2 separate regions of the Homo sapiens genome follow, and region 2 is linked to region 1. A link is an interaction called in ENCODE POLR2A ChIA-PET data of the cell type or tissue named here. Cell type or tissue: HCT116. All regions are shown on one strand. Each heading gives the region's core, and the rest is flanking DNA. Links, peaks and the distances in the headings are about the cores only. Region 1 overlaps LOC105371777 (a long non-coding RNA gene). Region 2 holds the start of KRTAP4-1 (keratin associated protein 4-1).

Region 1 (5,384 bases), core at 242-5,241:
ATGAGTTCATGTCCTTTGCAGGGACATAGATGATGCTGGAAAGCATCATTCTCAGCAAACTAACACAAGGACAGAAAACCAGACACCGTGTGTTCTCTCTCATAAGTTGGGGTTGAACAGTGAGAACACATGGACACGGGGGGTGGGAGGCGCATCACATACTGGGGACTGTCGGGGCGTGGAGGGCTGTGGGAGGAGAGCATTAGGACAAATATCTAATGTAGATGACAGGCTGATGCGTGCAGCAAACCACCATGGCGCATCAATACCTATGTAACAAACCTGGATGTTCTGCACCTGTACCCCAGAACTTAAAGTATAATATAAAAAATAGAAAGACATTTTTCTATGGAATGTGAAGGCTACTTCAGTACCAAATAACAGTCTCTTGTGATGAGAGCACCATGTCTGCCAGGCGGCATCTGTTGCACAGCACTCTGCTGTGTCTTCCAGCCTCTGCCTCGTTCCCACTTCAGCCGGGCGTTCCTGCTTACATCTGTGGCAAGCTCTCAGCTAGCTTCTCCTCCCAGACTGAGAATCCTCCTAAACTGCACCTCTTGCCATTTACCCTCTAGGGGACAATAGACTTCTTCATCTTGTACCTGGGTGATACCAGGCTCTCAGAATTCCTAGGGATCAGAGGGGTGGGTAGAAGGACAGGTGGATCAGGTAGATGCATGAAGAGAGGCAACGCCAGTTACTCAGACTCTGCCTGGGCTACCAGAGTCCTGAGCTTCTTGCCCCCATTCGGGAGGTGTTAGGGGTCTCACTCCGAATCATTACTAGTTTGTTCTTTAGCTTTTATTTCCATTTCTTCCGTGTGTGTGTGTGTGTGTGTGTGTGTGTGCTGCCACTGATACTACTTTTCCCTCTCAGCGATTAAAAGAAAAAAAGATACATTTGAAAAAGTGGTGTATTATCTATTCTGTTAATATGATGTCAGTATTTATGAGGTGTGGTCTTTGTGCCTCTTTTTAAAGATATAAGGAATTACTCCATCGCCAAAGTTCGGTGGCTTCTCATATCACAGAGTAAAAGGCAGGTTCCTTGCTGGATGATGGCATCCACATCCCTCACCATTCACCTCCGAATTGCTGAGGTCCTTTCCACCACCCTCCCTTCCATCCCTGAGCACCCCCACATCCCCACTGCTCCACCCACACTCACACCTAAACTGCTATAGACCTTTGCACCTGAGCTGCCATATGGCTCTTTTCTTCCTGCTGTCATTCAAATACCACTCTCACAGGGAGGCCCATTCTCATCTCTCTACACACAAGGGCAACTTTCCCAGCCCTCCCCACCCTTCCTTTTTCTCCTCTGACCTACTCCCTTCACCTCTAGCTCCCACCCCTGAATCTAAGTTCCGCCAGGGCAGAAACGTTTGTGTTTTTTTAACTACTGTATCCCCAGCATCTGCAACAAAACCTTGCACACACTGATATTCACACAGACTTGTGAATTCATGAATGAATGCGTGAGTGAATGAATGAATACATCATATACTATACAAGGTTCATAGTAAAAAATAGCAGCCCCTGGTGTCCCCACTCCTGAATGTTTCTCTCTGAAATCTTTTAGCTATTGTTTCTGGTATTAACCTGCATATCTCTAAGGAATATGCTTACACTGCTATTTCTTGTTTTATCAACTTAAGACGTTAAAGACCGGGCACGGTGGCTCACGCCTGTAATCCCAGCACTTTGGGAGGCCGAGGTGGGCGGATCACGAGGTCAGGAGTTGGAGACCATCCTGGCTAACACGGTGAAGCCCCGTCTCTACTAAATATACAAAAAAAAATTAGCCGGGCGAGGTGATGGGCACCTGTAGTCCCAGCTACTCGGGAGGCTGAGGCAGGAGAATGGCGTGAACCCAGGAGGTGGAGCTTGCAGTGAGCCGAGATCACGCCACCGCACTCCAGCCTGGGCGACAGAGCGAGACTCCGTCTCAAAAAAAAAAAAAAAAAAAAAAAGAAGACATTAAAGACCTAAATCCCCATTGTAGAAGATGGCATCACAGGATTCTTACACCATCTCACACCTCCGGTTGCCATTTCTCTACCTTTCCAGTGTGATTACATCACATTGTCTTATAATTTACATATATATTATCTGTATGGGGTTTATATCCCTTTGCTAGAATGAAGCCTTGTCAGCAGGAATTTGTGTTTGTCTTGCTCACGGAAGTATCCTCATGGCCTAGAACAGTGCCAGGCCCTCAGCAGGTACTGAGTAAATATTTGTGGAGTGAATGGATGAATTCTGAGATTTATGGGCTGTGACTTATCCACCAGTTACTCATCGCTGCACTTTAGGGATGCGTGGGCCACCTCCATGTCCCTGTGCTTTTCCAGCTTGGACTCTCCCTCAAACTCTGCACTTTCAGGAAAACTTCAATGACTCCCTCCCACCCAGCTTTACTTGGGGATCCTTCCTCTATATCCACAAATCTTTTCGTGAACATTATATATAATTCCCGATTAGTCACCGTCTCCGGCTAGGCTGCCGCCTCCTCGGAATCATGGACTGTGTCTTGATTTCTGAACCCTATTGGCTATCACAGCATCCCACCTATTGTAATTGATTCTCAAGCAGCTATGAATGAAGGACACACAGTCCCTGCTTGCCACTTGGAGGCAAGAAAGAAACGACATCTTCCTGTTCCTGGTGAGCCCTAGGGTGAGTCACTTCACCATTTACAGAGATAACATGTGGCTCGATTGCTTCTTCTTTCACTCTTCACTTCCCCAGGTTAATAATTGCCAGATCATGTCATACTCTTTATTTTTTCAACCATTTCACTTCTTGCCATCCCTTTCCATGTCCAAATCTCCCTCAGAAATAAAAATAAATTTCAAATTAGTCAGAGCATCGTGACTTCTTTCAAAGTTAGAATTACTGCCTTATGAAACATGTGATTCAATGTGGGGCTCCGCTTGACAAGATCAAGCATTCTAAACTAAAATGTACAACCAGTGGAAATATCTTCCTGCTCCTCGACTACTGATACTTTACAGCCATGGTTCTCCAACTTTACCATGCATCCGAAGCACTGGAAAGACTTGCTAAGATGGAGCCACAGATTGTGGGGTCCCACTCCCAGAGTTTCTGAGCCAGATAATCAGAGTCTGGGAATTTGCACTGCCACAAGCTCCTGGGTGCTGCTGATGCTGCCAGTCTGAAGCCCACACTTTGAGAACCCTCGCTTTCCCATAATGCTTCAAGAAGTCTTAGGCACTAAGTTGATGCACCTGTGAAGGGGTTAGATTTCCCTCCTCCCTTCCCACCACCGCCAAGATAAGTAGTTGCTGAGTGCAACATTACAGCACTTCTTAAACTCTAATAGGCACACAGATCACCTGTAGATCTTGATAAAATACAGATCCTTATTCAGCAGGTCAGTGGTGGCGATGGGTGTGGGGTGTGGGGGTGGCCTGAGATCTGTAATCAGCCCCCAGGTGAAGCCAATGTGGCTGACTCTCCGCCTAAACTCTGAGCTGCAGGCATTACAAATTATACCAAGTCCATTAGTATTAAAAGAAAGTGACTTTCTTAGGTCTCAAAGCTTTGAGTAGTTTTTGATTTGATTCAGGCATTTGATTCAGGTCTGAGCTCTGAAACTACTAATATACTTTCTTTTTTCCTCATGAGTCATCTTGAGAATATACTTTTATTCTTTGTTTAACATTTTTACAACATAGAAACAAGTTAACATTTTTAACTTTCACCCATATAAAACTTCCAACATGAATGGGCCCAGCTGACTCATTGTCACTGCCCAGAGATCTCTGAGCTCTATTCAAACACTGCAGATAATTGTAAACCTGGAGACAAGGTTGGGAGGGTGGGGCTGTTTATCCTTGTTGATTGAGAAACCTACTCTTTGTCCTGTGCTGGTGTTTTGTTACATAGTTACAGCACTTAGCCTTTCATTGAAATCCTGCCTCAGAACACCATTATCTAATGCATTATTGATCTCGATTCTCCCAAAGGCCTGTGTTATCTCTTTTTTATTTCTTAAGCTATAAAGAGATTGTGGTGATGGGGAAGTGAAAGAGAAAACACCTCCCAAACCTACCTGATCCAGCTGATCCGGGACATATCCCTTTTTTTTTTTTTTTTTTGAGATGGAGTCTCTCCCTGTTGCCCAGGCTGGAGTGCAGTGGCTTGATCTTCGCTCACAGCAACCTCCACCTCAAGCAATTCTCCTACCTCAGCCTTCCAAGTAGTTGGGAATACAGGCACGTGCTACCACATTTGGCTAATTTTTGTATTTTTAGTAGAGATGGGGTTTCACCATGTTGGTCAGGCTGATCTCGAACTCCTGACCTCGTGATCCGCCCGCCTCAGCCTCCGAAAGTGCTGGGATTACAGGCGTGAGCCACCGTACCTGGCCCAGCACATATCCTTTATATCATAATGTTGTGAACACATATATACATACATATGTGTATATATACACCCACCACATATATAATATATACCCACACATACATACACACACATAAAGAGAAAATGCCTCCCAAAACCTACCTAATCCAGTGTGACTCTTACACCTGCAGGTGGATAGTAAGTGGACATTTAGGGGAGGCAGGACAAGCTACATAATTTTCAGGGCTCGGTATAAAGCAGGCATGCCGGACCCAATTGTCAAGAATTTCAACACTGCAACAGCAGAGCATTAATCCAAGTGCCAGGCCCTTCCAAGCTCACGTGCTCATGAGGCTAACCCTAGGGGAAGAACTCTGACATAACGAAAACCCCATGAATTTGGAAGCTCTCACTCTCTTCCCTTCTTCACTCCTTTCTCCCTTTCAAAACATATGTCAGAAAAGAAGAGCTCCAATGACAATGGTGATGTCATTTGTTCTGTGGTTGAATAAACACTCGTATCTCATCTTTGTCCTGTCTCTCCTTCATTTTCTGCCAAATAGCTCAACCTTCCGACTAAGAAAAACCCAACTAGATCCCACTGGTTCCAACAAGGGCTAAACTGAACTCTACCTTTGGTCCGACTATGATAAGATGGTTTACCTAATCTATGATGAGGAAATGTACTGCACAAATATGACTAGAAGGGAGGGTGTGCAGTTTCCTCAAATGAGATTTTCAAGTCATCAGACAGCCCCTCTCAAACTCTGAGGGCTCACCATGGATCTTGTTACAATGCAAATTCCAATTTAGGAGGAGTGGAAGGGACAGAGGGCATATCTACACTGTGAAACTGTGAGGCCAAGGACCATACTTTGAGTAGCAGAGCTCTAGAACTACCCTGTCCCTTAAGGTAGACACTAACCACAGGTACCTATTGAGTCCTCGAAATGTGGCTTGTCTAAATAGAGATATACTCTGAGTGTAAAATGCACACCACTTTTCAAAGATGTA
Region 2 (5,384 bases), core at 183-5,182, 280 kb before region 1:
TGTGCTATGCTGATTTCATTAGCAGCTATTTGCTATAATGTACTGGGGTCTTATTTTTTGGGTATTAACATATCCATGTTTACATCTATTTTAAATACTGTTCAAATTGAAGGGACTGTGGCTATGCAGCTCATTCAGGAACAGTAAATTAAATGGTTGGAACAAAAGAATGACTCGTCCTGTGCTCAGAATATCAAATGACACACTCTGAAAAGTATATGAAGGAATGGATGAGATGATGCTAAAACAAAAAAGGAAGAAAAATGGTGCTTTTAGGGATAAATAACTGATTAAATGGAAATTACCTTAGCATCCATTTTAAAAACCAAGGCTAACTGCTACAATGTCATGCTTCAATCAGAATATCTGATCATTTCTCTTCAGGTAAGATAAACAATAGCAAGGAAATAACCCAGGTCATGGTGATGGCAAGTCCTCAGCAGGGTAGAGAAGGAAACTTGGAAGGAAGAAGGCTTATGAACTCTAGTACCTTATGCCACTGAAAACCCACACCCAGAACCTCCACCTTCTGACACCATGGTCAGCTCCTGCTGCAGCTCCTTCTGCTGTCACCAGAGGTGTGGTTAAGACCTCTGCCAAGAGATCTGCTGCCATCCCAGCTGCTGCCAGACCACCTGCTGCAAGACCGCTTGCTGCTGCCGCAGCTTCTGTGAGTTCAGTTGCTACCATCCAGTCTGCTGCCAGACCACCAATCTGTGGATCCTGTTGTTGAATTTCATTCCTGACCACCAGCCTGAGTCAACTACCATGTTGAAAACATACTTGTTTTAAGGAGAAGGGTTATCTCTAAGCTGTCTCCCCTGCCTTCAGACAGAGAGGGCTATTTCTAAACAAACAAGTGACCATAGAACTGTGGCTCAGTTAGACCAGAATCCCAAGCCTATGATACCTGCACTTGCTTTGACCTTGATAGTGACTTCCTTATGATACATTAATTATGTCTGCAAAAATATTAATATTCTTGTTGTCATAAGAAGTTGGGCTACATTCAAACTAAGTGCAAAGAAAAAAACCTGTTATAAATAGACAGGAAGGTGATAAAACTGCAATCATAGCAGAGGCTTTAAACATACTATTTCAAAAACGGTCATTTGAAGAAGAAAAGTAAACAAAGATATGGAGAATTTGAGTAAAATCATTATCAACTTAGACACAATGGATATTTTTATGCCATTTTATGCCTAACGAACTGAATTTTCATAATTTTTATATATACCCCAAATAGTCATAAAATATGTCCATAAAAATATATTCTAAATATGTTCTTGTATCCTTCCTTCCATCCCCTCTTCCCTCCTTCCTGAATAACTCAGTCTAAATAGAAAGTAGGTGTCTGCATGGGATAGGGATGGCCTAAAGAGATAACATTCTTAATTTCTTTTTTTAAAAATTAATGTCGTCTTGCACTTATAGAAAAATTGCAAGAATAGGTCAAAGAGGTTTCTTTGGTGATAAAAAGAAAGTGATGCTTCACTGCCTCTGAGCACTAGTGTGTGTTGCCTACATCAAGGGCTTTCCCCTCCGTAAACACAATAGAATTTAAAATCAGGCTTTATTCTTGCAAACAATGTTGCAAAGAATACCCTTGAACTTACATCTTGGAAGGTATGTATAGGTGCATCTGTTGAATACATTTCTAGAAGTGAAAAGGCTCAATCAAAACACACGCACATTTCAAAATATGCTAAATTAATTTAAGATACTGTTAAATTTCAGATTCTGTTAATTACCATCTAAAGAAGTTGCCTCAATTTAGATCCCTGCCAACTGTGTATTAAAATGTCAATGTCTTTATAATTTCACCAATTTATTAAAGTTTTTAAACTTAAATATTTTACATTTGTCATTACAAATAGCAAGTATTCACTGCCATATCCCGAGAGCATGCAGTAGAACCTGGCACACAGTAGGTATTCGGTAGATGGTTTGATGAGTGAATAAGTTGTTCAATTAAAATACCTTAAATTATGAGTGAGACTAAACATCTTTCAGAAGCTCAAAAGGCACTTAAATTTCTTTTTTTAGTGAAATCACTGTTAATATCCTTTACTCAATTTTCTGTTTGGTTGTTGTTGTTGTTGTTTTTCTCATTGGGTTGTAAGAGGTATTCATGGATTAAGAAAATTAGCTCATTTATTTGTAGATTGGTTAAGGTATTATTATTTATTTTCAGCTTACTCTTTAGCCTTCTTGTTTTTCAATCAGGCATTTGAGTTTTTTTCTGTTGTAAATTTTTTTCAATCTTTTTCTTCATTGTTGTTAAGTTTTTCTGTATTAGAAAATCCACTCCACTTCTAATATTTTAAGACAATTTCTGCTGTTTTCTTCTAGTTGTTTCACAGTTTATTTTTCTCAGAAGAATCTTCAGAAAACAAGAAACATCATCCCATTTGAGGACTGCTGTGAGACACACAGTTTTCAGGATGACACACAGAATGCTGAGTTCCAAGTGATCTGTCACCTGACAATCGACTGGATGAGTAAGATTACAAGTCTTTGAAATTAAATGACACACTAAATTAACTGAAGACAAGAGGAGGAGGAAAGACTGGATTGGCTAAACTCTAACACAGAGAAAGAATAAAAGTGCATTCCACCTTTTATACAGATATTTTCCCACAATTAGCTAACTTGATAATTGCCTATCTATTAAGATAAACAATAACAAGGAAATAGCTTTTATGTGGTGACAACAGCTCCTCAGCTGAGTATAAAAGTGGACATGGGATAAGGAGATTCCCACATTCGAAAAACTCACTGTCTTGGAAACCTACCTAGAACCTCCACCCTCTGACACCATGGTTAACTCTTGTTGTGGCTCTGTCTGCTCTGACCAGGGCTGTGATCAAGGCCTCTGCCAAGAGACCTGCTGCCGCCCCAGCTGCTGCCAGACCACCTGTTGCTGCCCCAGCTGTGTTGTATCCAGCTGCTGCCGCCCATCCTGCTCTCAGACTACCTGCTGCCAGACCACTTGCTGTCGCCCCAGCTGCTGCCACCCAGTCTGTTGTCAGACCACCTGCCGCCCCAGCTGTGGTGTGTCCAGCTGCTGCCGCCCACTCTGCTGTCAGACCACCTGCCACCCCAGCTGTGGTATGTCCAGCTGCTGCCGTCCACTCTGTTGTCAGACCACCTGCCGCCCCAGCTGTGGTGTGTCCAGCTGCTGCCGTCCACTCTGCTGTCAGACCACCTGCTGCCGTGCAACTTGCTGCCGCCCCAGCTGCTGTGGATCCTCTTGTTGAACCTCATATTGGACTATCAACCATGAGCCAGTCACCATCCCATGATATGAAAGTGTCATTTATATCAACTTGTCCATGTGTTAAATGGCCATCAGCTTTATTATCCTGTTATTCCACTAAGTAACTGGTGAAAGGGCATCCATCTACATTTAATACCACTCATTTTTCCCATGGATCTCTTCCCAGCAGCATTCAGACCTCAGATGCATGATGCAGTTAGACTAAGCCTCTAAGTTTCTGACTGTTATGCTTGATTTGACCTTCAAAATTACATATTAACTGTTCTTCAATAAATATTATCTTAATATCAGTAATTCTTTTCTCTTTTTTCAATTTTTTTGAGAATTAGTTGTCAGTTTATTTTTTAGCATTACTTCTCTCAAGATAAAGACAAATTTGGGTTACCACGACCAGGAAAGAAAACTGATTTTGTAAATATAATGTAATGCTTATATTATAGAAAGGACTTCATAAATTTTTCAAAATAAGATAACTCGCTGTATTTAACTAACAAAAGTTTCTTATTCAGTCAATGAAATTATTGATCATCTGTCATGTTCATTGCACTGTTGGGCTCTGGAGATCACATCAAGATATGTGAGGCACAGGAGCTTCCTAAAAGGAGCTCACCGTCTAATCTTGGAAATAAGAGGAAAGAGCAAAGTAGATAGATTGTGCTGGGTAGTACTGATCAGAGGAGAACTTTCTGTCTTGGGGAAGAGTAAGACATTAGGAATATACATATACACACATTTAATAATAGAATGAGTTAAGTTGGTACAGGGAAGATGTGCAGGTCACAGACCCATGAAATGAAGAGGAGGAAAATATAGGAAAATGTTTACATTCTTATGAGGACAAGACTGAGATGAGCTAAGAAACAGTTGGTGTTGACCAAATTTGGTGGAAGTTAAACCTCACTGGCCTCATCCCATCACCTCTATGTTAATGGTACTATACTAAAAGTCATAGGCAAATGAGAAAGCTCTTAGTCAAAGATGGAGCCACACAAGGACAAGGGAATATCCTCTTTGGGGAAGAGTCAGGGAGGAGTTGGGTAAGGGTTTGAATGGTAGGCAATGATAGAGTTGTAAAAGAGAAGGACTCAGGCTGTAATTTTAAGCTGTGAGCTAAGAATGCACTCTCGGGATATGCTTAGACTCTACAGCTTTCTTGTATCTCAGGTAAACTTGGTCATATTCAGACAAGCAAACCATATGTCTCCTGTAGCCACATGGCTTTGCTTATTCTGCCTGATGTCACTTCCACATGAAAAAAAAATATACTTGAGCAAAATACAGGATTTAATAGAATAAAAATTATCCTCAGGAAAGGACCAAAAAAATTATAGATGTTCTAAAATGGGGAAATAATATTCTTTTCAATAATGATAATAATCATGAAGGATCAGAAAATATGGGCAGGAGTGCAGTAAGCAGTAATGCCAAGGCTGTCAAGGTGAAGCACAGATGCAGTGGAAGGTCATTGCAAATGATGGGGGTGCCACTCAGCTGATGGGTAGACAGCAGGAAGGTAAAGCGAGAAATACTGGTAGATTTCTCATTTTCATTGGTATAATTTATACCTAAATACCAATTACTGTCCACACTTGTCTGGGATAGGCAAAGCAAATTGTCAAGAAATGTTATCTGTTTTGTCTTTATAGCGTGTGTCACCATGTTTACAGCAGCCTCTCATCTCCCCATGACAAGTGAATGTTTTACCCAAGGCAGCCTAGCTCCAAGGCAGCCATCTGGTTGTTTCCTCTGCTCTTTAGCAACTACTTTCCCTTTTGGAAGTTCAAACTTATCACAGTTTCTCATGTCTTTGAGATAATTTCCATTCCATAACCAAATAATATCAATAGGCCCAAGAGTTAAGGACTTTAGTTAGAAGCAAAATTTAGACAAGGACGAAGAAGAAAATGGCAAAAATTAAAGTACATTATCATATCAGTAGAGCAATATAACATTAGTGTCATAAAGAAAGTCACATTCTTTTTTTTTTTTTTTTGAGATGGAGTCTCACTGTGTCGCCCAGGCTGGAGTGCAGTGGCGCGATCTTGGCTCACTGAAATCTCTGCCTCCCGGGTTCACGCCATTCTCCTGCCTCAGCCTCCTGAGT

What was found. ChIA-PET counts read pairs that join two places held together with the same protein. Peaks named below come from ENCODE experiments on the same cell type or tissue, not always from the same donor. Only the 100,000 strongest peaks of a DNase experiment are listed, where the experiment ranks them.
Region 2: POLR2A ChIA-PET joins it to region 1 with 5 read pairs; 2 of 35 experiments call an interaction of 5 or more read pairs at or near these places.

Annotation. Positions count from the first base shown.
Region 1 is chr17:40,900,635-40,906,018 of GRCh38, reverse strand. All of the region lies in intron 1 of LOC105371777 (a long non-coding RNA gene), which reads right to left. Among named protein-coding and RNA genes, the nearest start is that of KRT20, 18 kb to the right of the region's middle. In HCT116, for the core only: no CTCF peak of the experiment used is centred there; DNase peaks (open chromatin) are centred at 2,258, 2,588 and 3,828; H3K4me3 peaks cover 1,078 bases; H3K27ac peaks cover 4,804 bases.
Region 2 is chr17:41,182,290-41,187,673 of GRCh38, reverse strand. KRTAP4-1 (keratin associated protein 4-1) reads left to right here and starts at 2,763. Exons shown (of 1, transcript NM_001386841.1): 1 at 2,763-3,574. The coding sequence starts at 2,820. The coding sequence ends at 3,260. It also overlaps the pseudogene KRTAP4-17P. In HCT116, for the core only: no CTCF peak of the experiment used is centred there; no DNase peak of the experiment used is centred there.